3 separate regions of the Mus musculus genome follow, and regions 1 and 3 are each linked to region 2. A link is a loop called in an ENCODE intact Hi-C map of the cell type or tissue named here. Cell type or tissue: gastrocnemius. All regions are shown on one strand. Each heading gives the region's core, and the rest is flanking DNA. Links, peaks and the distances in the headings are about the cores only. Region 1 holds the start of Dcaf4 (DDB1 and CUL4 associated factor 4). Region 2 holds the start of Rbm25 (RNA binding motif protein 25). Region 3 holds the start of Psen1 (presenilin 1).

Evidence for each region. Hi-C counts contacts between places; a loop is a spot of excess contacts. Peaks named below come from ENCODE experiments on the same cell type or tissue, not always from the same donor. Only the 100,000 strongest peaks of a DNase experiment are listed, where the experiment ranks them.
Region 1: a loop joins it to region 2, with 5 times the contacts of the local background. A loop is called at or near these places in 2 of 42 quality-filtered maps.
Region 3: a loop joins it to region 2, with 3.0 times the contacts of the local background. A loop is called at or near these places in 20 of 42 quality-filtered maps.

The regions. Positions count from the first base shown.
Region 1 is chr12:83,519,063-83,528,919 of GRCm38, reverse strand. It overlaps Dcaf4 (DDB1 and CUL4 associated factor 4), which reads right to left and starts at 8,454. Exons shown (of 14, transcript NM_030246.2): 1 at 8,303-8,454; 2 at 2,680-2,776. The coding sequence starts at 2,768. In gastrocnemius, for the core only: CTCF peaks have their summits at 4,443 (motif pointing right) and 8,269; DNase peaks (open chromatin) are centred at 4,395 and 8,505; H3K4me3 peaks cover 2,099 bases; H3K27ac peaks cover 7,283 bases.
Region 2 is chr12:83,627,863-83,637,719 of GRCm38, reverse strand. It overlaps Rbm25 (RNA binding motif protein 25), which reads right to left and starts at 5,477. Exons shown (of 19, transcript NM_027349.4): 1 at 5,303-5,477. In gastrocnemius, for the core only: CTCF peaks have their summits at 2,730 (motif pointing left) and 5,701 (motif pointing left); DNase peaks (open chromatin) are centred at 4,927 and 5,511; H3K4me3 peaks cover 2,974 bases; H3K27ac peaks cover 2,214 bases.
Region 3 is chr12:83,683,518-83,693,374 of GRCm38, reverse strand. It overlaps Psen1 (presenilin 1), which reads right to left and starts at 5,223. Exons shown (of 12, transcript NM_001362271.1): 1 at 5,082-5,223. In gastrocnemius, for the core only: no CTCF peak of the experiment used is centred there; a DNase peak (open chromatin) is centred at 5,241; H3K4me3 peaks cover 2,415 bases; H3K27ac peaks cover 2,306 bases.

The sequences.
Region 1 (9,857 bases), core at 538-8,537, 110 kb after region 2:
CACCTCCCCGGTGCCAGCTCTCATTCATTCTCACTGAAGGTCCAACTTAGCACATCTGTAGCCTTTATCTGACCTTCACAGAGCACTGACCGCTTCTGTGAATCACCAAAACAAGGGTCAGACTCTTTTTCTTCCCCTTCCTCCTCCTCTCCTTCCCTCCCTTCCTAAGAGGACGCCTGTCACAAGAAGCCCTTATCTTCTCAGTTCTGCACTTGAGTTCCTTGCTGTCTTTTGGAATGTCCCAGGATGACAAGAAAACCAGAGCTCTTTGCCAGTAAGTATGTTACCAGCTGGGCTCTCTGTCCATGTGCCCGCGTGCATTTACAAAGCCAGGTGAGCTTCATTGGCTACAGCAGCAGAAGGCTTAAATTTTATCTGGCCAGACAACTTTACAGATGGAGACGCCTTGGTGAGCGGAGGTAATTTCCTCAGTAATATTAGGGTGGAGCCATGGCTGACACTCTGGATTTGTAAAGCCACCAGCGGTCTCTGTGGCAATTAGACTGGGACGCAGGGTGAGAATGTCTCTCCTCTCTCCTCACACACAATAAAAGGAAGTCTGCACAGCTAGGCTGAGGGAGGCAAAGAAGAGCCCGCATCCCACCAATACCGATGCCATGCATAGATGTAGGAAAAGTCTTTTTTCTCCCTTTTTGGCCCAGAACTTTCTGAGGCCACTGGTCTGTGATCAGCAGGAAGATGGATTAAGAGTCATGACAAATGCTGGCCTTTCTCTCTAAGGGCTGCCGCTCCATTCTTTCCATGTGGAGCCCAAAAGGTGGCTGTGCCCAACAGGTTTCCAAGCCACTCTGCCAAAACTGTGCTTGACTCTTGCACAGATCACGTCTTGCTCCCATTATGGCTTGTGGAAAGGCCTGAGGCCCAGAAAATACCCGTGACTCTCCTAACAAAACATACCAGTGCTGGGCGGGGTGCTGACCTTCCTATTGTATGGGTCAAGCTGGAGATTTACAGGCAGTGAGACTTGCTGTATGCTCCAGGCTCCAAGGGCTGAGACCCTCACTAAGGGTCTTCACAGGACAGAGTAAGATGGGACAGAGCACGTCGGGAAAACAGACCTCCAAGGGTTACAGCTATTTTTTCTCCCTTCGACCCTGAAGGGATTTGTACTGTTTGTGTTAATTTAATGTGGAGAAATACCATGATATTTGAAATTTTAAAAAATATTTTAAGTGTGTATGGGTGTGGGCAAGCACGTATGGGTTGGAGGTCAACTTGAGGAGTGTCTGTTCTTTCCTTCCACGGTGGCAGCATGACTTCACACCCACTGAGTCATCTTGCCACCCCTAAATTTATCTATTTTAAGGGGAGGGCTGGGCTGGCAAGGCAGCTAAGTAGGTACAGATGTTTGGGGTCAAGCCTGATGACCTGAGGTTGATCCCCGGGACTCACACAGTAAAGAAAAGAACCCAGTCCTACAAGGTGTCCCTTCACCTTCACATGCATGCGCACGTACACACACACACACACGTGTACACACATACATGTACTCATACAGACACACATATGCACACACACACATGCGTGCACGAGTGCGTGTGTACACACACATACACTACACACGCGTACACACACGCTTGTACACACACATGTACACAGACACACACAGGACAGACATGTGGAAACCGCATATGTGTTGAAGAAAGGGAGCAACTTGTGAACCTGAGGGCTATGTGCAGACTTCCTCCTGCCCTCCTGTTAGGAGTCCTCGGTGAGGCCAGGTGGAGAATGGGGCAAGGGGTAGGGGGGTGCTCTTGTTCTGAGACAAGACTGTTTATACTTCATAATATGTTATATGTTAGATAAAAGCATATTATAGCGGGATAATAAATGTATCCTAACGGCCGGGCATGGTGGCGCATGCCTTTAATCCCAGCACTTGGGAGGCAGAGGCAGGCAGATTTCTGAGTTCGAGGCCAGCCTGGTCTACAGAGTGAGTTCCAGGACATCCAGGACTACACAGAGAAACCCTGTCTCAAAAAACCAAAAAAAAAAAAAAAAAAAAAATGTATCCTGGGGACTGTAAAATATCATCTAAGAAGGGGGGGGCACGCAGTGCTCACTGTCCTATTACTTGTGTACTTTTGTGTATGTTAAGGCTCCCTATGCCAGATGGTAGTGTCACGCTACGAATTTGAGTCCAGTCTGATCTATATAGTGAGCTCCAGGACAGTCAGAGCTATGGAGAGAGAGAGCCCCTCTACACACCAAAAAAAAACCCAAAAACCAACTTGGAGTTCACATAAAAATTTGTATTATTAGTCAGGAGTGGTGGCAGACACCTTTAATCCCAGCACTCCGGAGGCAGAGGCAGGTAGGTGGATTTCTGAGTTTCGAGGCCAGCTGGTCTACAGAGTGAGTTCCAGGACAGTCAGGACTGTACAGAGAAACCTTGTCTTGAAAAACAAAACAACAAATAAAAGACAATTCTACCAGTAGCCTATGGCTGACACTCTGGTCAGAAGCCGTCCCTGTGAAACAAAGAGTGCGACTGTGAGATCACTTCCTGGAACAGTGCTGATGGCAGGCAACACGTCAAGCTTTCGAGCCTGCTGGCCCCAGTGCCGGCTTGTTCTGAGGAGTACACGTCTAAGCATGGTATCAGACAAGGCCAGAACAGTGCTGAGCGTAGCTGCCCTTCAAAACTTGCACACATACCTCTCACTGGAATCACACTGCCCCAGGGCAGGGCTCTGGTGTCGGCTTCGCCCGCGTCTTCTCCTACTCTTCCAGATGTTCCTATCCATGTCCGTTCCTAGGAGAGAGGAACACAGAACGCCAGACATCCTGGCTGTGCGCTCTCCTTCTTGCCTGGCAGCTCCACCATGCTCAATGGTCACTGCTAAGGCTGCCACCCACGCCTTTATCTGCTCCTAGCACTTTCCCAACGTCCCCTCCCACCACTGACAGTGTAATCCTCTGTCCTAGAGAAGAGACGTGACCAGGCAGGAATAACTTGTTCTGCATCTTTTCCACAAATACTCATGTGGTTTTTTTTTCTGGTTTTTCGAGACAGGGTTTCTCTGTATAGCCCTGGCTGTCCTGGAACTTACTTTGTAGACCAGCTGGCCTTGAACTCAGAAATCCGCCAGCCTCTGCCTCCCAAGTGCTGGGATTAAAGGTGTGCGCTACCACACCCGGCACAAATTCTTGCTCTTGTCTCAGAGAAATAAACACCTGTCCCCATGTCTTTCCAAGACACCCCCCTCCCCCCCAGATGTCCACCTCATCCTTGGGGACATCACAGATGTCTAGTTTATGTTTAAAGGCTTCCTCTCATCTCTGCTCTCTGAAAGCCCGCCAGGGGAGTCACAGGGGCTCCCCCTGGAATCCCAAGGCGCAGGAACATTCCAGCAGAGCGATCTACATACCCACTCCATGTCTTCACATCCCCTGACCCCAGCATTCTAAAACGCTCTCACTGAGGTAGCAACTAATGGTCCCCAGTTTTGGAAGGGTCAGGAAGTGAGGTCACTATTGCAAGACCAGCCTAGGCTGCCTAGACTTTCAAAAGAACCCAACAAGGAGTAGAGATATGGCAGTTTAAAGAGAGAGCACACACTGCTCTAGCAGATGACCTGAGTTCAGTTCCCAGCCCCCCACATCAGGTGGCTCATACCTACTTGTTAACTCAAACTCCAGGGGATCCAACAGTTTCTTCTGGCTCTGTAAGGCACCGACTGCACTCATATGTGCAGACCCTACCCTCACATTCACACGATTTTTAAAAAGTTGCTGAGTGAAAGGTAAGGGTGCTTCTTGCCAAACCTGAGTTTGAACCCAGGACCCCATTGTCCTATGACTTCCACATGCACACTGAGGCCCTCTCCCAGTACTGACCGACCGCACAGCGAGCAGACACAAGTGCAGGAAAAGCACCCGTACACAGAGTAAAAATAAATGAAAGCGAAGATGGCCCGGTGGTACTCTTGTAATCCCCAGCACATGAGATTACAGGCAGGAGAAACGCAAGGTCAAGGTTATTCTTTGGGTCACACAGGGAGATTGAGAGCAACCTGAGCTACCCAAGACCCTCAAAAACAAAAAGCACCCCCCCCCACCCCTTAAAAACAAAACCAAACAAAACCCAGTCCATGTCTAAGTATGGTTTTCTAAAATACAAGCTTGCTTTCAGGATGCATACTATGGTTTATATCTGCATTTGTTTGTTTGGTTTAACCTTGGCTTATCCACTCCCATCTCACTGGAGGTAAGTTCCTATTTTGTTTCGCTACAGGGCTGGAGTCTGACCTCAGGGCCTTGCTCATGCTATGCTAAGGCAAGAGATCCACGGTTGTTTCTTCTATTCTTAGCACCCACTGACCCAGTTGGCTAGGTGCAGATTACTGCTGAGCTAAACAAAACAACTCTGTAGCTGTCTTCAGACACACCAGAGGGTGGCATCGGATGCCATTACAGATGGTTATGAGCCACCATGTGGTGGCTGGGAACTGACTGCATAGGCATTACAATGCTGGGAGTATAGTATTTTATAATCCCTATTTCCGTTCAACAGAGTTTCCTTAGTTGAGTCTACCTTCAGTAGCATTTCGTTGATATACCAAGCTATTAGGATACTGTGCAATTTAGGAATCTAGATTCTAAGCCATGTTGAGATAAAAGCGAAAACGGGGAGAAGTCTGTTTAACACTGTTATTTTTCCCTATACATCCAGTCTTTGTCATCTGTTGATCCCTGGCTGTCAGGTGGGTGCCTGCCCTGTTCCAGACACACACACACTCAAAGCCAGGCAGGCCCAGGATGTAATCAGAATACTTAGCAGTAGGAGGCTGAAGGATCAGGCTGAAGGTCACCATTAGCTACAAAGTGAGGTCAAGGCCAGCCTGGCCCTGAACTTCCCTTGGAACTTCAGAGTGGCTGGGGTACAGGATCACTATCAGGAGGGGAGCCAGTGCTCGTTATAATCTGGGAACTGCTCCTGTCACAAGGAGGTCACCTCATTTCACTTTTACGGTGCTTTCAAAGGTTCAGCTCCTTTGGCTCCCATCTCGCCACCTTTTCTCGTGGGTGGTCCAGAAGTCCAGCACCCAGTCTGTTAGCAGTTTCCCAAGCCCCTCTTTACATCTGGGGCAAAGGCCTACCGGTTTCTTTTACTCTGTGGGAGGCTGGAGGTTTTCCCTGGTGTCAGGCAGTTTCCCCAGATACCAAGAGCGTTTAGAGCCGGGCGTGGTGGCGCACGCCTTTAATCCCAGCACTGTCACGAGGCAGAGGCAGGTGGATTTCTGAGTTTGAGGTTAGCATGGTCTACAAAGTGAGTTCCAGGACAGCCAGGGCTATACAGAGAAACCCTGTCTCGAAAAACCGGGGGGGGGGGGGGAGCATTTAGAGGACCCAAAAGCCCATCCAGCCTCCCCCTCCCCCATAACCTTTCCAGGCTTGGCCTCAATATTCCCCATGATGCAGGTCTGGCAAAGGCTTTGGTTTACTGGGGCTCTCTGTGTGGCAGTAAACATTGGCTAAGCAGCAGATCCCATCCACGGCCCTGGAGTGGGTGCATTATAAGAGCAACAGCATGTTTGGGTTGGTGCATCAGTGCTGCTGGGCTCGTTGCTACCCAAGGATAGACTCCAAGCACTGGAGGACATCTTGGTTGGAGGCCTGGGACTGTTTTACCACTTCACCCCAGTGCAGGGCTAGATTGGGGCCTGGGGTGTGGGGTTAATTATAAAAGCACTCGGAATTACATAGTAACGTAATTACACAGTAACGTAACTCGGGATTACATAGTGACCTTGCAAATGTACTATAAAGCAGCATGCTATGATATTCAGTGGGGCTGTGGAGACAAAGCCCTTGACATTTATACAGGCTGGAATCTTCAGAAGACGGTTCCACTCTATGGGACGTTGGAGGCTGACAATTCCTCATAAGCTCTGAGGCCAGCCAGCCTAATGAACTAAGAGAGAACACCAAAGACCCTGTCTCAAACAAGGTAGGTGACAAATGACACCTCAGGTCAGGTCGTCCTCTAACTTCCACACAACAAACAAATAACAAATAGATAAATAGATAGATAAGAGATAATGCAATCATAGGAAAATTCAGTAAGACCCTGACTCCTAAGACATAATAAGATGCAAAATGCTAACACCACTAGCTGGTAAAACTCAGGATAAAATGGCCCCTTCAATAAGGTTTCCACCCTCAATGGTATGGACCATGAGTGAACACAGGAGGAAAATGAGAAAATGCAGATAGCTCACCAAGAGTTCTGTCAGGTGTAAAATATAAAATAAGAGGCTGGACAGAGGGCTCAGCAGCTAAAAGCAATTGCTGCTCTTGTAGAAGACCTGAACTTAGATCCCAGCACCCACTATCAAGGTGGCTCGCAACCTCCTGTCACTCAGTTCTAAGTGACCCAACACTCCTCCGGCCTTTGAGAGCAATCAAACACAAGTAGCATACACACACGCGCACGCACACACACACACACGCACACACACACACACACGCACGCACGCAAACCTATCCTTATAAATTCCCTCCCTAAAATCCACAGGAGAGCCGGGCAGTGGTGGCGCATGCCTTTAATTTCAGCACTCGGGAGGCAGGAGACAGGCGAATTTCTGAGTTCGAGGCCAGCCTGGTCTACAAAGTGAGTTCCAGAACAGCCAGGGCTATACAGAAAAACCCTGTCTCAAAAAAACAAAAACAAAAAAACAAAAATCAGGGGCTGGTGAGATGGCTCAGCAGGTAAGAGCATCCGACTGCTCTTCCAAAGGTCCTGAGTTCAAATCCCAGCAACCACATGGTGGCTCACAACCATCCGTAATGAGATCTGACTCCCTCTTCTGGTGTGTCTGAAGACAGCTACAGTGTACTTACATATAATAAATAAATAAATCTTTTTAAAAAAAACTGAAAAAATAAAAATCCACAGGAGACCCAACTCCACAAAGTTGCCCCCTAACCTTCACTTACACACATACATTATACATACACACAAATACACAACCATAATAAGCTAACCCTACTACACAGCATGGAAACCGAGGCTTATAGAACTAACAATACCTGACTAACAAAGTCGCATTAGAGATACAGGAGCATCCTGCACTTGTAGGCTCCATCAGCCAAAAGACACCACCTCGATTACTTTCCACTGTTATCGACAACTGGATTTCCAGGTCGTGGGATTTTTGTCTTCTCCGAGTAGCTGACTTGGAGTTGTTAGTTGTTTTGTTTTATGTTTTTCTTCTTACTGCCTTGCTCCACACACAAGGCTGTGTCTGGTCATCCAAGGTGGAGGGAGTTGTGGCGCTCCCCAAAGTCACTAGAACTGGTGTGGAAAGGCTTCGTTTCTCACTAACACCCATCTTACTGTGGCAGGGAATGGAGGCTGGTCCACATCTGGGCTTCCTAACTTTTCCAAATACCAGCCTGCACACAACCTCAGGCAAGCCACCACGTAACCTCTCTTTCTGTGTCTTATAAAGATACCGCTAGGGTTGGAGAGATAGCTCAGCAGTTAAGAGCACTTGCTGTTCTTCAGAGTTCAGGAGCTCACAACGTCTCAAATTACAGTTTCAGGAGTTTGACACATTTGGGTCTCTTGGATCTTCCACAGACACATGTAAGCACACACACCCACATACACAATTAAAAATAAAAGCTCTTTTAAAAGGTGTGTGTGTGTAGATGTCTTAGTGGTTAAGAAAGCTGAGGACCCAGGTTCAAATCCTAGCACCCCGCAGGGCGGCTCACGATCATCCAGCTGGAGGAGATCTCACTGATCTCTTCTGGCCTCCCTGAACACCAGGCTTGTTCGAAGTACACTCATGTATGCACGCCAAATATCCACATACATAAAAGAAGCCTTTAAAAAAAAAAAAAGCAAAATCCCAGCACTTGGGAGGCAGAAGGCGGATTTCTGAGTTCAAGGCCAGCAGCCTGGTCTACAGAGTGAGTTCCAGGACAGCCACGGCTACACAGAGAAACCCTGCCTCGAAAAACCAAAAAACAAAAAAACCAAAAACATAAACTTCCAAAATTTATACCATAAAGTACTATTGGCCTCCTGGCCTCGTGTTTCTTCACAGCCCAAATTTCAACAGAGGCAGAGGTCTACTGCAGGCTGGACTCTGCAAGGGGATCCTGGGGACGCCGCAGGACTCGCCAGGTCCTGGCCCACGCCCACTCCGGCCTTGTATGGCACGCTCACTCCTCCTGCCTTCAGCCTTGCCTTCTCTGTCCTCTGCGTGGGTACAGCGGCACCCTCCGTCGGCGCCCAGATGCACGCCACGCATGGGAACAGCCTTACCTGCACAGATGGTCCTCTCAGCTACGACACTTCTGGGCTGGAGCACCCAGGGGCGTGCAAAGATCCGGAAAGACCCTCATGTTGTGTTGTCGCACCCCATAGGACTAAAGCGGCCGGTTCTTTCTTCTCATTGAATTAGGCTTCTGCCTGTCCATGTCAGTAGGGGCGGTCTTTACGGAGGGCGGGACTTAGGATTTCCGCCTTGTCCTGGTCGAGCGTGCCCGGGCTTGGCACGCTTAGGGGCGGGGTCTGATGCGCTTTGGGGCGGGGCTAGAGATTGCTACCGCCTCCTCAGAGTCCCTGGTACTCTCTTGACAGTGAGTCTTCCTTCTTACTGCGGATCATATCCCGAGAAATTTCTCTCGGCTTGGAGCTGGTACACAGGCCCGAGTTAACACTGATATGTGAGAGAGGGAAGATGATTGTTTTGTGGAAAGAGCAAAGGAGACTCTGAGGAGGAAAGCGAAAAAGACTTTGGGACGCAGTTGCCGGTGCCGGGAGGCTCCTTGAATCTAGGTCAGGTTGTTTCCTCCTTGCTATGTGACCTAAGGTGTGCTTATCACTTCTCTGGGCCTTAATTTCTTCCACTGTAACAAGAAAGTTGAACAAATATTGTCAATGATCTCCAGCCCAAAGTTTGTACAGGTAATATTTCTAGAATGGTACACGTGTGCCTTGGTCAGAAAACCACCCCAGAGTACCACTGCAAAGAAGACGGAGTTTGTAACAGGTCAGAAGTGATAGTAGTGAGAGCAGAATGGGTTCAAATAGGTCAGGCTAAGTGGGGACCACCAACAGCCTTGATCTTAATTGCATTTGGAGAACAGAATCCCTTCCTGAGATTCATTGTGTGCGGTGCTCGCCCAGGCTCCTGATGCTGGACCGCTAGAAGCTAGCTATTAGTGATCATAGATGTGGGCCTATGAAAACACTTCAGCCTGTAGCAAGTTTACAGACGTGTGCAGGGATATGCAGAGTGCTAGGTTCTGAGGGAAACGAGAGAAGTGAGCACTACTGCTTCCCGGAGCTTGAACTGCCAGAAAAGGACAAAGCAGACTTCAAAGAAGATGTGGCTGGAAGCCTGTTTCAGCTACTGGTTGGACTGGCTGTGAGGACCTTGGAATCTTTAGCAAAGTGGTTGAGGCTGGAGAACAGCCTCAGAGGCATGGAAAACCATGGGACCTCAGAGACTGGAGCCTTGTTGGGTAAAGCTGTGGGCAGATGGGAGACATAACAATAGGAGAATCTCTGACCTGAATTCTGGGAGGAGGAAGGCAGGATTTGTAAACTGAAGCCTTGAGGACCCTGGAGGACTGAGGAGGAGGGGGGAGGAGGAGGCGGCCATGGGAGGCTTGTGAAGGATTGGCAAACAGGCAGCTGACTGACCCCATTGACAGGATTCACTGAATTCCCACCATGGGAACTGGGTGGACACCAGTTTTGCCTTGGAAACCTGTAATATACACTCACTTCACAAAGGAACCATGGTCAGAAGCAAGTCAAGCGGCATGGCCCGACTCTGTTTTCTCTCAGGTAAAGTGAGGGTAGAAAGTAA
Region 2 (9,857 bases), core at 930-8,929:
GGCCTAAGATGTTTTAAATTTAAAAGGTTCAAAATACATACATATACATGTGTTTATGTGTGTGTATATACATTTTGTTTTTTGTTTTTCAAGACAGGGTTTCTCTGTGTAGCCTTGGCTGTCCTGGAACTCACACCATAGACCACGGTGCCCTCAAACTCAGAAATCTGCCTGCCTCTGCCTCCCAGGGGCTAGGATTAAAGGTGTGTGCTACCATCACCTGGCTGGTTCAAAGTATTTGTAAAGTATGTAGCTTTCTGTGCCAGCATAACTGTCTATGAGGTAAGTGTTTCCAATCTCTATCTAATTTGGTGGTGTTCACACAATTCTATTTGTCAAGACTCACTCCGGGCGTGGTGGTGCACGCCTTTAATCCCAGCACTCGGGAGGCAGAGGCAGAGGCAGGCCGATTTCTGAGTTCGAGGCCAGCCTGGTCTACAAAGTGAGTTCCAGGACAGCCAGGGCTATACAGAGAAACCCTGTCTCGGGGAGAGAAAAAAAAAAGTGACTCACTGGAATTCAAAATGGATTTTATTATATATAATTAACGTGTATTTAATCTAAAAAAGAAAACAGACCTAAAATACATTTACACTCTCCAACTCTACTCTCTCCCCTTTTCTTTTATGCCCATTTTTTTTATTCTTGTGAATACCACATGTATACAAAATATAACCAATACTACTTAAATGAGCACTACTCCACTGCATACTTATCCAGACAGAAGTGAATGTCACCAGGGAAAGAGTGACACTAAGCTCTCTAGGGACACTAGATGGTACCAATTATTTTGCAAGTTCTCCCCTAGAAACCATTTGTATTAGTTATAAAAGGGTGAGATTTTAAGTTACTATATAAACCTTGTCAACTAGTCCAGTGACTCCACAATGAATATAAGTGACTATTAATTTAACACTGTCTCCCAACCTGCTTAAGCCAGCACAACAGAAGAGACTAATAACTGCACTACCTTAAGCAAGTATAGCTTTAGAAAAATCACTTCACTAACTGAATTCACAGACAACTGGATTCTCCAGGAACCATTCTAAAGGTTCTGTTGCCAAATAATGAAAATGTTAAAAAGAAACTTATTTTAAGCAGAACTTTTCAACAGGTTGGGGACATGGCTCAGGCATAGAGCTCTTGTCTTCCAGCACAGTCATGGCCTGTCACTGACACTGCACAGCAGCACTGGATGACAAGAGGCAAGGATTGGAATGCTGAAGTGTTTTGAATCTCCAAAACATAAGATCTTTTCCTGAGAAACTCTCACTTTCAATGAGAAAAAAGCAGCACCTATCCAGACACATTGGTGATCGCTACAACCTAAGGCAGAATATACATAGTGCTTCACAAATAGGCTAGAGGGGTACTTCTGGGTAAGTTACACAACTCTATATTTACTTTAAAAAATTCACTGAGCTTTCTAAAGCTACTATTTTAAAAATACTTCAATTCAGGACAACTACCAAAATCTAAGGCCTGAGGAAAATTAAGCAGTACTGTACCAATGCTAATTTCCTGACTGTGATCACTGTACTATTTTTAAATGATAAAAAAGGAATTTCCCAGAGCTTTCAGGAAATACACCACAGTATTTGTGGGTATAGTGGCAACACATCTGAAATTTAGTAGCAAAACATGTCAAAAGAAAACTACTGAAAGGAGAAAAGAACAAAAGTAAACTGGCAAAAACACTGTCTAAGGAACCTGAGTTAGAATGGTTGAGAATTCACTGTACTTTGGGTAACTTTTAAATTATGTCAAAGTAAAGATAAAACTGTAGAATAACATGGGTCTGTCAGGACTACATAATGTGTTCAAGGCCTGGGCTAGAATAAGGACTGCTGTTTCAAAGAGTTAAGAAAAGAGTAAAGAAGGGCTGGAGAGATAGCTCAGAAGTGAAGAGCACTCACTGGCTGTTCTTCCAGAGGTCCTGAGTCCAATTCCCAGCAACCCCATGGTGGCTCACAACCATCTGTAATGAGATCTGATGCCCTCTTCTGGTGTGTCTGAAGACAGCTATTGTGTACTCATATAAATAATAATTTTTTTTAAAGAAAGAAAAGATTAAAGGAAAAACAGCAATATTAATAATTCTTATTAGTATTTTCTCCAAATACTTAAAAAAAATGTTTTAAGTACAAAAGAAGCTAAGCTTGGTACATGCCTATTACCCAGCACTGGAGAGGCCAGGACCAGAGAAGCCTGAGTTTGATACCAGCATGGGCTACTTACTGAAACTCAAAAAACCAGAACAAAGGTATCCAAGAAGGCTTTAAGAAGGAATCAAAATCTCCTTGAGGAATGTGGGATAGCTGTAAAACAAGAGAGAAAAGAACTGAAGCTCTCTAACTCAAGGAAACAAAGCTTGCCTAACAAGTCCACTGCCCTGGATTTGTTCCCCAGCATCACAGTAACTCTATATTAACCCTCAAAACATTCAAAGACTAGGTATGGTAGTACACACCTTTAATCCTAGCACTTGTGAGGCAGAGGCAGTAGATCTCTATGAGTTGGGAGGACAGCTTTGTCTACATAGTGAGTTCCTGTCTCAAAAAGCTTTTTGTTAACATTAAAAAATATGGGCTGGTGAGATGGCTCAGTGGGTAAGAGTACCCGACTGCTCTTCCAAAGGTCCGGAGTTCAAGTCCCAGGAACCACATGGTGGCTCACAACCATCCATAACAAGATCTGACGCCCTCTTCTGGTGTGTCTGAAGACAGCTACAGTGTACTTACATATAATAAATAAGTAAATCTAAAAAAAAAATTAAAAAAAAAAAAAAAAACATTAAAAAATATAAAGAACAGTTTTCCAAGATGGTGATTACTTTTAACAGTGCTAATTTAATATTAACTTTTCTCAAAGCTATGAAACAACAAATTTTCCTCACATAAATAAGGAAAATAAACTGAAAACTTTTCTGTGGCTAAAAAAGTAATGTGAAGCCGGGTGTGGTGGCGCACGCCTTTAATCCCAGCACTTGGGAGGCAGAGGCAGGCAGATTTCTGAGTTCAAGGCCAGCCTGGTCTACAGAGTGAGTTCCAGGAGAGCCAGAGATACACAGAGAAACCCTGTCTCGAAAAAAAAAAAAAAAAAGTAATGTGAAAAGCCCTTGACCTGAAGTCAATAACTCAACACAACATTGTTAACACGCACAAGTGTGTGTATCTTCATTCAGACACAGCATTGCAATAAAAAGATAATCACAGAATAGATCTATTAGCCAAAATTATTAATACACAATGGCTAAATGCAAAACACTATTTTTTTCCCTAGAAGTTTTTTGGTATCCTACCAAAAGAAAGGAAGAAGATAGCGCAGCAGTTACAAAAACTTACTGCTCTTCCGGAGGACCTAGGTTTCATTCCCAGAACCCATATGGTGTTTCACTGCCATTTTAAAATTCCAGTTCTTGGAGATCCTTTCCTGGCCTCTGGCCTCACCAGGCACAAATACAGTATACAAACATATATGGAAGCAAAACACCCAATCAACCCATCCACACAAAATATATTTAAAATTCTTAGCAGAAAATACTTTTGTGACACCTTCCTCACACACAAAAAAGAGATAATCCCAGAATGACTTGATGCCAACATGTTTTTTCCTTGTAAAAGTCCTCAATATCCTTTTTCTCTCCTAGATTCCTTGGTGTACAAGGGTTACCGTCTGTATCCAAGAAGCTAATTTGTTCAGGGAAACACAGTAAGTGGGTGTAGACTCCAAAGTTCCCCACTGAGAAATTACCAATTCAAAAGTTTCATGAAACCACAAGGTCTCAATTCCCTACCAGTGGAGAAAGTAAGGAGCTTAAATATGTTAAAGTCTACTCTAAGTACACAGGAAGAAATGTAAAAAGTCTCTGAAACGTCTGACTCTTAATTCTTAAGTAACACCATTTATTAGTATAAGCCAACATCATGTTATACAAAATTTTAGTGAGCATTTTACATACATTTTTTCCAGTCCCAAAGTCCAACCTGTGAAGTGGATCGAAATGTAACTCTCATTTTACTGATGAAGAAAATCAAGACTTAAAAAAGTTTAATAAGCACATTGTCTGCTTGAATCACAACTGAGCAATTGAATGTCTTATGAGAACACTGAACTCTTTGAAATATCTTTTATAAAAAAATTAAAGTTCTCACAAAATTACATTCGTGGTGTGAATACTCCCCGTTAAACTATCAACCTTTCTTAAATCTATATACAGGCTTACAAGAATCAATATCATACAGCGACCCTCTTACTTGTGGGGAAAAAAAACAAGAGATTTTTAAACTGAAGAGAAACTGAAATTGAGGGTGCTCACAGACAACACACAAAAAAACTGTTTATACAATACTGCCTCTACCTGATTCACCTTATTTCACTAAAGCACTATGATACAAGAGAAGCCCAATCTTTTCCCTCCTTTTGGTCGGCTTTACTCTGACCTGTATCAAAATGGCATTTCCACGTCAATATAAATCCATTATTACATAACTTCAAGATAACCTTCATACTCTTATTTCGAAAACTGTATTTAAAAATCAATACTGAAAACAAAAGGAGGGCAGCATATTTTAATATGAAGAAGGCTGGTGCCGCCTAGAATGAATGGAGAGATCCTTTACAGCATCCCTCCCAATCGGAAAGGGGATCAGACGGTGAAACTCATCACTAGCTCCAACAAGCAGGAAAGGTGCTTTAAAACCAAAAAAGTGGCCACTCGATAAACTCAAGGAGGGGTGGGGCCCGTTCTTTTGGCGGCTGGCACTAGACTACCAGACAGAAAAGAAATCCGTTGGTGGCCCGCACCTCGCTCCAAGAGTGGGCGCAGGCTACTTTCAAGGCGCAGCCTGGAGGCACTTGAGTCCTCGGCCCCGGAAACCTACTGAGAGGTGGCTCTGGAGGCCCCGAGGAGACAAGGGCCTCCGGGCCGACCGATCCTAGCCCTGGCTAAGACAGGAGCCCCGTCAGGGCCCGAGGCGATTCGCTCCCAAACTGAAACGGAAGCCAATAGACAAAGTGGGCGACAAAAAATAAAATAAAATTCCCGGAGGACCGCTCCGGCCGTGGGCCCGGCCTCCCCGGGCTCCTGGTTCACTGGTTTTTCCGAGGCCTTGGAGGGGAAGAGAAGCCCGAGCCGCGTGCCCGTCCCCTCCCCCACCCCGCCCCGTCTCCCCACCCCCCCCCACCCCCCACCCCGCTGGGCCTCCACAGCGGCCCTGGCTTCTCCGCCGCCGCCTCCTCCTCCCGCAGCTGAGGTAGCAGGTCGAGCGGTTTCCTCACGCGTTCGGAAGCGTGGACTCACCCGCCGCTAAGAAAACGGTACTGTCTTCGCGGCCTCTGGGCGTCAGGTGATGGAGTGGGGCTCCACCGGTTCGAGGTGTCTGCGCGCCGCCCGACTCTAGAGACTGGTTCCGAAGCGCCTACTCGCCTAGGCCGCAAAACACAGCCGCGCTGCGCGGGGAGCTCCTGGAGGGCTTCCTCTTGCCCGGCGTGCACTGCGCCAGGAGGCGTGGAAAGGGATAACCATAGAGAAGGTGATGCCTAGATAGTCTCCGCCGTCGCCTCTGACTCATTAAGTACAGAGGGATGACCATAGAGTGGGATTGTCTAGTGGGACCTAGAGAGGCTCGAGCTGTAAATTACCACCCACCCTGCCATTTTTGATTGGAGCCGATTGAATCTTATGACTGTGCGACGCCATCTTGAGGTCAAGGTTCCGGCTGGTTACTCGCGCGGGGCTTGTTACAGGTTTTCTCACATTTTTTGGTAGTTCGTTTTCCAGGAATTAGAACCTTGGTCTCCTGATTCTTGGAGGTTCGATGACCTGATACCTGGGCGGGACCGAGAACCTCAATAGAAAGCCCAGATGTCATTTGTTCTTCGCAAAGTACTGCTCACACCAAGAAATAACTGGCAACGGCTATATTGGGTTTTTTGGACTTTTTGTGCGTACACACACTATATCTTAGGCGAGGTAACAGGGTCAAAGAGGTAACTAGATGCTTGGTATCTTCAGAAACCTGTAAGAATATTTAATGCAACTTTCCGCAGTGTGCGAATGACTAAAAATACTAAAACAGTGAAAATGAATACTCACAAATTACTGGGTTATCCAAATTATGGAATTTATAAGCAGTATCTGCTGCTTTTGTTTCCTGTTACTCAGAAGGATTTTATAATTCGTTTACAAGGAGCTTGTCTCTCTGAAGGTGGAGAGTGAGATTTATTCCTGTCCTGGGAGAGCTGGAGTCCTGGGATAACAAATAGCAAACCTTGGTTGGTTAGTGTATTAGTCAGGGTTCTCTAGAGTCACAGAACTTATGGATAATTTCTAAATAGTAAAGGAATTTATTGATGACTTACAGTCGGCAGCCCAATTCCCAACAATGGTTCAGTCGCAGCTGTGAATGGAAGTCCAAGGATCTAGCAGTTACTCAGTCTCACGCAGCAAGCAGGCGAAGGAGCAAGAGCAAGAGCTAGAGCTAGACTCCCTTCTTCCAATGTCCTTATATTGTCTCCAGCAAAAGGTGTAGCCCAGATTAAAGGTGTGTTCCACCACACCTTTAATCCCAGATGAAAGGCATAGCCCAGATTAAAGGTGTGTTCCTTAACTCGGAGATTCAATCTTCTGGAATCCATAGCCACTATGGCTCAAGATCTTCAAACCAAGATCCAGATAAGGATCTCCAAGCCTCCAGATAAGGGTCACTGGTGAGCCTTCCAATTCCGAATTGTAGTTCATTCCAAATATTGTCAAGTTGACAACCAGGAATAGCCACTACAATCCACCCCTTGTCAACTTGACACAAATAATATCTCATGTTCACATGAAACAATAACAAGGTTGTAAATACGCCTAACATGATATAACTATCCCTCGTACAATCGCAAACGCATTAGTAAATTTACAATGGGCATTCATATTACTTTATAATCCTCGTTTCTGCAACTGGTTACGTGGCCTTAATTGGTATTTATAACTACCTTCCTCTACTACCCATTCTGTATTTCCTTCACCTTCAGCCAGCACCTCAGCAGGTCTTGGCTCTTTTCCTGGAGGATTGACCCATACCTTCATTCCTGATGGGTCTGCGTCCTTTGTCATCCTGCTTGGATTAGGCTGTTGTAGTTTCCCATTGACTTTAATCACAGGACATGGTAGTACTAAGAGACGCCCTAAGGGATCTCCTGCACTCCAGACATAATCTTGCTTACCACCATTGTGAAGAGGTAATCCAATTTCCCCATGGTAATCTGGATCTATCACCCCTCCTAACACTGTTATTCCTTTTTTAGCCTGTTGGTTTAAGGGCATTAGAAGCCCAAAATGACCAGGGGGAAGTCTGAGCTTCCAGTTCAATGAAATGTTTGTTGTAGCTCCTGGTAGGAGCACTCCCCTCTCTGGAGCCAAAACTTCTAGGCCAGCAGAACCTAGAGTTATGGGGACAGGAAGCAAAAATTTTCCTAGAGGGTCACTAGGAGTGATAGTAAGTGGAACTATTCCTTTTTCCACCCCTTGATTCCTGGACCCATGAATCCTGGCTATGGGTGAAACTGTACCATATATCGAGCGCTGATTCAAAGCATATACTGCCTTCTGAAGAACTCTGCCCCAGCCTTCCAAGCTGTTACCACCTAATTGGCGCTGTAACTGCGTCTTCAAAAGGCCATTCCATCTTTCTATCAGCCCAGCTGCTTCAGGATGATGGGGAATGTGGTAAGACCAGTGAATTCCATGATCGTGAGCCCACTGTCGTACTTCTCTGGCTGTGAAATGAGTTCCTTGGTCAGAAGCAATACTGTGTGGAATACCATGACGATAGATGAGGCATTCTGTCAGTCCGTGAATGGTGGTTTTAGCAGAGGCATTACGTGCAGGAAAGGCAAATCCATAACCAGAATAAGTATCTACTCCAGTAAGAACAAAACGCTGTCCTTTCCACGAAGGAAGTGGTCCAATGTAGTCAACCTGCCACCAGGTTGCTGGCTGGTCACCTCGAGGAATGGTGCCATATCTGGGGCTCAGTGTTGGTTTCTGCTGTTGGCAGATCTGGCAATCAGCAGCAGCTGTAGCCAGGTCAGCCTTGGTGAGTGGAAGCCCATGTTGCTGAGCCCAAGCATAACCTCCATCTCGACCACCATGGCCACTTTGTTCATGTGCCCATTGAGCAATGACAGGGATGGCTGGGGAGAGAGGCTGATTGTCCACAGAACGGGTCATCTTATCCACTTGATTATTGAACTCCTCCTCAGCTGAAGTCACCTTTTGGTGAGCATTTACATGGGACACAAATATCTTCACATCCTTTGCCCATTTGGAGAGATCTATCCACATACTTCTTCCCCAGATGTCTTTCTCACCAATTTTCCAATTGTGATCTTTCCAAGTCCCTGACCATCCAGCCAATCCATTGGCTACAGCCCATGAGTCAGTGTATAATCGTACATCTGGCCATTTCTTCTTGCAAACAAACTGTAATACCATGTGTACTGCCCGAAGTTCTGCCCACTGTGAAGATTTCCCTTCACCTGTGTCTTTCAAGGTTGTCCCAGAAAGGGGTTGTAATGCTGCAGCTGTCCACTTCTGGGTGGTGCCTGCATAACGTGCAGAGCCATCAGTAAACCAGGCTCTAGTCTTCTCCTCTTCGGTCAGTTGATCATAGGGAACACCCCATGAGGCTATAGGTGCATGCTTGGCAGCAGATGGCATTGTAACAGGAGTAGAAACCATAGGCATTTGAGCAACTTCTTCATGTAACTTGCTTGTGCCTTCAGGACCTGCTCTGGCCCGATCACGTATATACCACTTCCATTTGATAATAGACTGCTGCTGTGCACGTCCCACTTTATGACTTGCAGGGTCTGATAGTACCCAGCTCATGATGGGTAGTTCAGGTCGCATAGTGACTTGGTGTCCTATTGTCAGACGTTCAGTTTCCACTAAGGCCCAATAGCAGGCCAAGAGCTGTTTTTCAAAGGGAGAATAGTTGTCTGCAGATGATGGTAGAGCTTTGCTCCAAAATCCCAAAGGCCTTTTCTGTGATTCACCTACAGGGGCCTGCCAGAGGCTCCAAACAGCATCTCTATCAGCCACAGACACCTCAAGTACCATCGGATCTGCTGGGTCATATGGTCCAAGTGGTAGAGCAGCCTGCACAGCAGCCTGGACCTGTTGAAGGGCCTTCTCCTGTTCCAGGCCCCACACAAAGCTAGCAGCTTTCCGAGTCACTTGGTAAATAGGCCTAAGTAACACACCCAAGTGAGGGATGTGTTGTCTCCAGAATCCAAATAGACCCACTAAACGTTGTGCTTCTTTCTTGGTTGTAGGAGGGGCCAGGTGCAATAACTTATCTTTCACCTTAGAAGGAATATCTCTGCATGCCCCACACCACTGGACTCCTAAGAATTTCACTGAGGTAGATGGTCCTTGAATTTTGGTTGGATTTATTTCCCATCCTCTGATACGCATATGTGTTACCAATGAGTCCAAAGTGGTTGCTACTTCCTGCTCACTTGGTCCAATCAGCATAATGTCATCAATATAGTGCACCAATGTGATATTTTGTGGAAGATCCAAACGATCAAGATCCCTTCTAACTAAATTATGACACAGGGCAGGAGAGTTAATATATCCTTGAGGCAAAACTGTGAAGGTATACTGTTGGCCTTGCCAACTGAAAGCAAATTGCTTCTGGTGGTCCTTATGGACAGGTACTGAGAAGAAGGCATTTGCCAGATCAATAGCCGCATACCAGGTGCCAGGAGATGTGTTAATTTGCTCAAGTAACGAAACTACATCTGGTACAGCAGCTGCAATTGGAGTTACTACTTGATTTAGTTTTCGATAATCAACTGTC
Region 3 (9,857 bases), core at 971-8,970, 56 kb before region 2:
AAAATTATTTTTTTGCTCTACATAAATGGCTATAGTGCTAAAAAGCTTTCAAGGTGTGAGGCAGGAAATAAATAAATAAATAAATAACGTTTTCAAGCTCTTGATTTATTTTCCTACCAATCAGGCTGCTGCCGCCATGGCCTGAAGTGAGGACTCCATTTCCTGTCTTGAAGTGGGGAAGAAGAAGACTCAGACTAGACACAGACATGTAGTCTAGGCAGAAGTTTATTAGCAAGGCACATACTCCAAAGAGAGAGCTGAGGGGCCTACAAGAAAAGGCAGAGGGGCAGAATAGTGGGCTCTGTTCTGAGCTGCAGACTTAAAGACGTCATGATGGAAGTTTGGGAGGTGGGTGACATATTCATGGTAACATGGCACTTCATCCCACCAAGTGGCGTTCTGACTCTCAGAGGACAAGAGTTCTCAAGACCCAGCTTTTCTTGTTTTACTCCCTCATCTCTCCGCCCTTTGAGTCTGCCGAAAGCCCCATGATCTCAAGGTTGCCTGTCAAACAAACTAAAGCTTTATCATGAAAGCTGGGGCCAGGTATCACAGCTGACAGGCAGACTGCACAAACAGGCTGTTCCTCTCTTCCAGGACCCTCCACACCCTCCCGCGCCCCACGCAGTTTTTCCTACTTATCTCCCTGATAGGGAACTCAAACTCTGATTAGAGTTTGAATTTTGATTTACTTATTTTGGTTGGTGGGAAGCAAAGATGCTTGGAAAGTGTCCTGCCACTAAGTGCCATCTCTCTCCTTGGCTGTCTGTCTGTTTGGGACAGGGTCTCAGAATGTAACCCTGGCTGGGCAGCAATTTGCTATGAAGATCACGCTGGCTTCAAACTCAGAGGTCCTCCTACTTCTTCCTCCTGTGCACTGTTGTTAAAGGTGCGCCCTGGTGTTTCTGCATTTATGGAGACAGGTCTTGCTCACGATGCTTGTGCTTGAGGTCCTCCTGCTTCCAACTCCTGAGTGCCAGGATTACAAGTGCGTACCATCAAACCCTGTTCTACCTGGGCTTCTAAAAACCACAGTGAATGTAAGCAAACCCTCAACTGTATTCCAGAACTTGACTTAGGAATACCCAAGACAGACCCATGATCCATAAGGCAGAGAGAGCGAGCGAAGCATTCCCCCAGCCCTACAAGACATGTTCTGAAAGTAACAGAACTAAAAGGAGCAAGGGCAGTGATGCAGCCGGTTGAGGGTGGCTTTTTCCCTCTTTCCATCCCACTCCACCTCTGCGAACCATCTGTGGTAGAGACAATTATTATTCAGTAAATATCCTCTCCTTCCACCAGTCTCCCCAAGGGAAGAACGGTTACCCTTCATATCTTCTAATTCAGGATCCTTGGAGTCGATCAACTGTAGACTGAAAACATTTGGCACGTAGATTTCATTGTTCTTCATAATCAACACAATGTAAGGATTATTTACGCAGCATTTACATTAGTGGGTATTATAGTTGAGAGATGATTTAAAGTACACCGGAGGATTTATAAATAATATATTTATTTTTGGTTCATATTTTTTCTTCAGTGTTAGGAATCAAGCAAGGTCTCTGAACATGACTACACTCTTACCCGCAAATACTACTGTTAAATGTAAGGACTGGGACATCCTCAGATTTTGGAAACTAGTAGTCCTAGAACCAATTCCCTGAGATTGCTCTTTGGTCTCTTTCTGGGTAACAGCCATCACCTATTCTAAGTCTTTATGTGAGCTCCTATACTGTGCCTTTATCAATGCAATCTTAGCTGATGGACACTGGCAGATATATGTGAGCCATGCTTGTGCAGCTGTCCTTGCCTTGAGAAGTCAGCAGAGTGGTTTGATAGTCTTTGTCCCCTCAACCTGGGCCCCAGGAGAAGATGCTCAAATCAAAATGGTCCCAGCTGAGCCACACATTCCACCCTGAAGCAGAGCCCTGAGTTAACTTAAGTGCTCTAAGCTGTGAGGTTTGGAGCTCTGCTATGGAGACTTATTGCTGCAACTTATTTCAAAGCAATGGTAAAACTGGCGGGCTCACAAGACACAATGAACATGAGCTAAAATCAGCTCATAATTTATTTCAAACCTTCAGGATTAACTGTATTTAGAATATGGATTTTCTTTTGGATTCTGTAAAGGCAGTATATGCTCAATAGTACATCCGAGAGCCTTAGAATCACAAGAGTAATTAATATCCATTTAGGTCTATGGTGAAACACACCAACAGTCTCAAAGTATATCAAGACAGTAGGATCTAGGGAGTTAGCTCAGTGGGTAAAAGCACTTGCTGTCAAAAGGAGCAGAGCTCAAATTCCCAGCATCACATCCAAGCCAGGCATAGTTCCTGCGCCTACAGTCCTAACACTGGGAGGTGGAGACAAGAGGCTCCCAGGAGACTGACAGACAGCCCACCTAGCTGAAACAGCTTCGGCTCAATAAAGAGACTGTGCCTTATAAAATAAAATTGGTGCTCATGGTGCAGCCCGCGTCTGACAAGCAGAATTTAATCCCCAGCGCCCACATATCGTAGACAAGAAGGATTCCATAAAGTGATCATGTGTGTTATAACATCTGTGTGCCATGGCGCACGTGCTCCCACACACACAATTAAGTTTTTAAAAATTAAGCTGGGTGTGGTGGCAGATCTCTGTGAACTTCAGGCCAGCCTGGTCTACATAGTGAGTTCCAGGAAAGCCAGGGCTACACAGAGAGTCCCTGTCTCACAAAACCAAGCAAAACAACAACAAAAATTAAATAAAAAGGCCCAGGGGGCGGGGGTGGGGGTGGGGGTGGGGGGAGACTTCTCGAGATGGCTCAGACAGTAAAGGTACTTGTCCCACATACCCGGAGACCTATGCTCAGTACCCAGTACTAATATAAAGGTGGGAAGAGAGAGCTAACTTCAGACTTCCGAATATTACTATGGAAGCCCCCCCAACCCTGCACACAAAAATAACATTTTTGTTTTTTAAGTAAGGCAATAAACAGTGGAGAAACGCTCCCCCTGTCCTCCTCTGGCCTCTGAATTTGTGAGCATATAGGCAAAGACTTCAGCTTTGCATATAAAGTAGAGGTGCACACACATACATATCACACCCACAGAATAAGACTCAACATGGTCTCTATCTGTACTGTCAAACAGACTACAGGCCATCCTAGGTTAGATCAGGTGGATGAATTCGCTCTACTCTCGAGTCATTCACCATCTCTGTTATCCAGGCTGGCCGTGATTTTCCAGCTCAGCCTTCCAAGTAGCTGGGACTCCTAAAGCACCGCCTATACCTGGAAATTATAAAGACTCAACCCAAAGTTATTTTAATAATTCTGTAATGAAGTTATTTTTATTGTGAGTCAATGTCTCTACCTTCTGTGGAAATGGATGGAATACAAGTATTTTTAAATTAAAAACGAATATTTACATCTAATTAACTTGCATAAATTCTTTCTGCTTTCACTCAAACAAGGAACTGGAAAAGACATCTGAAAACCAAATAGGGATTCTTGGAGCAGCAAATAGGAATCAGGTTTCTTTTAGACAAGGAAACACTGTGCCAGGTGCTGGGGATACTGTAGTCAGGGGTTGCTTCTGGTCACTGAAGAGCCTCCTAACTATCTAGAGAGGACAAGTTAATTTGACACGGATTTCCTGTTAAAAATGAAACTGTTAGCTACACTGGATTAACAAATCATTAAGACTAATTTCAACTGCTTCTTGTTACCTTTAAAAATGTGTCTGTGGGGCTGGAGAGATGGCTCAGCTGTTAAGAGCACTGACTGCTCTTCTGAAGGTCCTGAATTCAAATTCCAGCAACCACATTGTGGCTCACAAACATCCGTAATGAAATCTGATGCCCTATTCTGGGGTGTCTGAAGACAGCTACAATGTACTCACATATAATAAATAAATAAACCTCTAAAAAATTTTTTAAAAAAGTGTCTGTGGGAACATTTAAAACTAGTATTTGTGGTTCACGCTCATCTTTCAAGGGTACAATGGTACAGAGATCCTTCTAAAACAACACCAGGCCTTTCATTCCTATCGCTGACAATGCTCCCTGAAGCTTCCGTGTTTCTCAGCTTCTGTGACACTGCACTATTGTGGTTTCTGCATTCGTCCTCCTCAGCAGCCTCGTTGTCCTCCTTCTACCTGGCTCTTTGTTGTGTTCCCTAAGTGTCCACCCAGTTCTCTGCTCCAACATCAAACAGCAAATCTACTTAAGTGACCCATGTTTACAGTTTACAGCTCTGACCTCAGGCCATCTTCACCCGCTGTCACTTCAAAAGTACTATTTCCAAACCACTGCCTAACTTCCTTATTTCTCTCTCATTCTCCAAACTTGAACCCAGTCAATCTTATGCGTTAGTTGAACAGATCGCCTGTCCTGCTCACGTTTCTTCTACGTTTCTGTTACTGGAACTCTCATTTCTCCTAGTTATGTAAAAAGTTACCTCAATTGTCTCATGCACTCCGTCCTCCACTACCAGGCGGATGTGCCTGAGCCTCTGTTCGCGGCAGTGCCACATTTGAAAACGTGAAAGGGAAGAACTAGCAAACACTAAAGGCGCCTACAAGCGTCAGACACATGCATCGTGACAGTTCTGAAGAAAGAACAAGCGCCATACGACTCTTCGCCTGCCAACAGACACACTGAGAAGTTAGCCCCGAGTGCCACTCACTCACTTCTGGACTATGACACACTCGGGGCACCAGACGCAGAGTTTCACCAGTTGCTCAAGGCGACCCAGCCTAGGGCGCTTCCTCTATCTCTAGCTCCACTCTGATCGAGAGGCCACCCCTGATGCCAGCCATCTGCTCCCGGCCGCCCGGGGAAGCCAGCACTTCCGGGGTACCAAAGCTCGGAGAAGGCTGCTCTCAGTCTGGCCCCGGCTGGGTTCCGAGAAACCGGCTTCACCCCGTTTCCCACGCGGGGTTCCTCGATCTCCGCCCGCCTGGACCCCGCCCCTCATCCCTAGAGACGCCCGCAGCGCGGCCCTCGGAGACACAGGCCCGCCCGGACCCCCGGCAGGCAGGCGACGGTGAACACGACCGGCAGAGACACCCTCCGCCCCGCACACCCTGGGCACGCACCTTCTCTCTCCGCGCCCGGGCGGCCGGCTCGCAGCCTAGGTTTCCGCCTCAGCTGCCGCTGTTTTGTTTCCGACGAATACTCGCGGCCCACGGAGCAGGTCGTCCTAGGCCCCGCCCTAGAGGTCTCACCGGTGTCGCAACTTCCGGCCTCGGCGACGTTGGCCCCTAGACCCGGGAGGGGACGGAGCTTCCGGTGGCGCGCGCAGGCCACGAGGGCTGGGGGCTGGAGCTGGCCTAATCCACTCGCATAGATGTAAGGATGTGCGCGACCTGAGGCCTCTCTAGGGTTTGAGGCGCGTCTAGCGTTCTTCCAGTCTACAAGTGACATTTTCCCTTGTTTTTGGTTGAGACTGCGATTCGAGCGTTCCCTGCCGGTATCAAACATACCTTGTAGGAAAGGATGGGCTTGAACCTATTTATTTGGTTTCCATGTGTGGGGACACCGTGCCTTGTTTTGTAGTGACATTTTAAATCCAACACTTCCCATTTCTCCACAGTATTTATTTGAACAGTTCCTCAAAACGGATAAAATTTACTGTTTGTACTCTCAATAAACCAAAGCGATTGGTGGGTAAACAGAACCTGAGAAATATCCTATTAGTCTAGGTTCCGAGTCTGAAAGTCTTCCCAGATGGCAAGCTTCTAGAAAGCAAAGAATGTTTCCTATCTTGATTTTTACATCCCTCAGATTTTCCTTAATCGGAGAGACAATTATCAACAGCACACCACACATTTCACTTGGGCAAAAAACAACAGAGAAATTATTCATAATCCCAAATAACCAGAAAACGGCTAATGTGCTTAAGGAGCACACACGAGGAACTAGATTCTACTCCCAACAGAGACAAATACATCGGGATGGTGTTGTATCTGAAATCATAACACTCAGGAGGAGATGGGGCAGGACAGTGAGTTGAAATCGGACTGGGATTCCTAGCAAATTACAGGTCAAACTAAGATACACTGGGTCAAACTTCCTTTTTTCTACTTCCCAGAAGGCCTCGTTCTAAATAGTAGAGCATCCATCTCCATTTTCTCCCAACATTCTCAACCCTGCTTCAATAAACTCAGACTTCACTATTTTCATGCTTAAGATCTTGATACTTTAGTCTTTTCCGCCAGCGGAATGGCAACTGGGAGGAGACATAGCATAACCTTGGGTAGTTTTCCCTCAATCATTTACTTATACCCTCAATCATTTACTTATATGGGAAGAAGGCAGAAAATTGTAGACAGTACAGAACAAGCTCAATACACTTGCTAAACAAGCATAGACTAAAAGCCATTTGCAAACTACATTAATTGCGATCTTTTGGTAGAATGGCAAATGCTGTAAACTATACAGAGAAGCAATTTCGACAAACATTTTTGTGCAAAGATGTTCGTGGAGTACTGGTATATATATAAAAAAATCTCACTGTCCTACAACAAATCTTAGTTCACCTAGGTTATAAAACTCATGAATGGGGCTGGTGAGATGGCTCAGTGGTTAAGACCACTGACTACTCTTCCAAAAGTCCTGAGTTCAAATCCCAGCAACCACATGACGGCTCACAACCATGAGATCTGACGCCCTCTTCTGGTGCGTCTGAAGACAACTACAGTGTACTTACATATAATAAATAAATAAATCTTAAAAAAAATACTCATGAATGAAAGCTATGAGCAAGAGAACTGTCTAATGGACAAAAATGGCAGTTGTATTTACACTCAGTGTTCCAATAGATTCTTGTAAAAGTAAACCCTCAAAGGGGAGGGGGGACAGGAACTGAGTAGACTACAGATACTTCTGTTTTCTATATTCCTTTTTAGGGATATAAACACAAATATTACATAAATGACATGGGAAGACTGACACCAGGGAAGGGCAAAGGTGATTAAACATTAACCACCAATGAATATCAAATAGACAGACAATGTTTATAGAGTGCCAAGAGAAGCTAATGTATCCCACTCGGGCACCCACGGAAATATCAAGGCACACAACACTTCTAACTATGTGAATAAGATCTGAGACATTTGAAAGGCACATACTAAATAATTTTCTATTTTTTCAATGTAATATAGCATTGAGGGTCTAGAAACACTAAAACCTAAGAATGACCAAACAGTGCCAAAGAATAGTGAGAATTTCTGCAGTGTAGCATTTATTTTCCCCATTATTCAAAACCTGGCAATAGGAAGATGAGAAAACCCAGTAGCAACTAATGAGTGAAGCAGGAAATGACTTGGCCTGATTGACTAGGTCACTTAGGAGAGGAGCCTGCAAGGCAAGACTAGGAATGCAGTCACTAGAAGCCAGGACCTAGTCAATCAGGCCAGGTTTTCCTAACAATGACTCCAAGGTAAGTAATATTTGCATATGACCAGAATTCACTTTTGCTCACAGAAACTTAATGATTTCCTACAGAAATATCTTTCAATGAAAAATTTGCCTTTATTTAGAATATCGCCTAGAAATCAAAATATGTTTCCTCAGTTTCTATAATTGGGTACAACTACCAACAATGTAAAGCTGCCAGGAAAAAATAAAAAACTGTTGAACTATTCATTTTTCCTTTTGTTATCAAAAAGGAACTGAGTGGGCTAGAGAGATTGCCTAGCAGTTTAGAGGTCTGACTGCTCTTTCAGAGGTCATGAGTTTAATCCCCAGCAAGCACATGGTGGCTCAAAACCATCTGTAATGGGGTCTGATGCCCTAGTCTGGTGTGTATTCATATACATAATAATAATAAAAAAGGGAATCTGAGTATTGTCTGACTTGTTTCTTAGTATTTTGGAAGTGGAGGCAAAATACTGAGTTCTACAACTGAGCTCCAAGGGCAGACAGGTGCCTAAATAAAGCCAAGGAGAGACAGAAGGAAGCAGGGAGGAAAAAAGGACAGGAAAGGACTTCAATGGAATGAATCTCTGGGAGAAGTAGACTTAAAATGGTAAGGTTCTAGCAGTGGTGGTGCATGCCTCTAGTCCCAGCACCCACAATGGCAGAGACAGGAGGATCTCTATGAGTTCAAGGTCACACTGCTATAGCAAGATGTTCCAAGACTGCCAGAGCAAAACATCCCCTTACAAAGAAAGAGGGAAAAAAGGAGGGTTCGGCTACTACACAATTCAACTCTTATAAAGGCTATCAGTGCAACTAATAATAAGTGATGTGGCATACAATTTAAAAACACTGCTTGAGAAAAATGTCTTCATTCATGTTTTTAATCATTTATTTTGCAGGTATTTCTAACTGTTTTTAACTTGGTCACTTTTAAGACTCACATAGGGAAGGGCAAGGAAATTACACCTAGTCTCTCAAAAATAAAAGCAAATAAAAAAAGGTAAGTTAAATTTTTGAATTAATGAAGGCATGCTCTCAAATGCAAACAGATAAAGCTGAACTAAAACCAGAAAAACCTGCAACCATTCTGACATAAAAATCTTTATTCTGTAGTCACAGACCTGCATACCAAGTTGGATACACAAACCGCATAAACAGTGGATGCCTACTTATATGTATGTGCGATTTTATTTTCTTCAAGGTAGTTGAAAAAAATACAGATATCTATTTTGGCTCAAGCTGTGTTAATCAACCAGTACTGGTATTAATACCAGATTATTTAAAATTTTACTGTGAAAAAATATTACTTGATATTACGTAATTTATAGTACAGAGAACTACACAAAACAAACACTATGATAGTTCAAATAAACTTTTAAAGACCCCCCTCAGGAGATGGCTGGGATAAAGCTTAGAATATCTGCAGTATTCTAGGGCACTGTTTTTGGAGGTTACTTTGATCCTCACTAGAAGAAATTGTGCATAGCTAACTCTTTCCGCAAGCATCACAACACTTGTACATGTGTAACCCAACCCTTTGGATTGCAATGGAAGGAAGCAGTGATATAGTAAGTTTCTAGGACAGCCTAAACTAGATTGAAAAGCTGTCTCAAAAAACATAACAAAAATGCTATTCTCTTTAAAACCTGATAGTTATAAAATTTCAGTTATTGCCTACCCTACTTAATCACTTAGGCATTTTAAGAAGACAGAGCAGCTGACCAAGGTGCCCATTAAAATTTGAGAAAAAACTATCAAACATTTTAACTATTCTTTTTGCTAACATACTTAAAATTTATTCTGGAGTCAACTGAGGAAAAAGCATTTTAATTGTAAAACCTTCATGTGTTTTTATCACTTGAATGAGCAGATCAACCCAATATAAAACCTAACAGGAAAGAATGCACAGATCTATTAAAACTGAGAATTATATACAAGATTTCAGTGACAAAATCTACTTGAAAGTATACAGAACTATTAATTTTTCCATCTTTTCTGCAACACAAATGACGATGCCAGCTCTGCTGAGATGGTGAGTGTATGACTTGAGAGGGGGGTGCTTTACAGGATCAGGTATACTCGTAAAAGATAACATCATTTCTAGTTTTTGCAGGTATGAGACTAGTAAGAGAAAGTAAATCCGACTGAATAAAACTGTATGTTAGTATTAGCTAACGGAAAAAAACTTGCATGGGTCAGTGGCTGGTGGCACATGATACGAATCCCAGCACTTGGAAGTGGAGGCAGGTAGCTCTCGATAAATCCGAGGCCAGCCTGGTCTACAGACGGAGTTCCAGGACAACCAGGGCTCTGTTACACACAGAAACCTTATCAAAAAACCAAATCAAAGCGAACCAAAAACAAACAAATGAACAACAAAACCCTTGCACAGGGTCAAAGCAAAAGTTTGATGTGTGCCAGGCATGGTGGCGCACACCTTTGATCCCAGC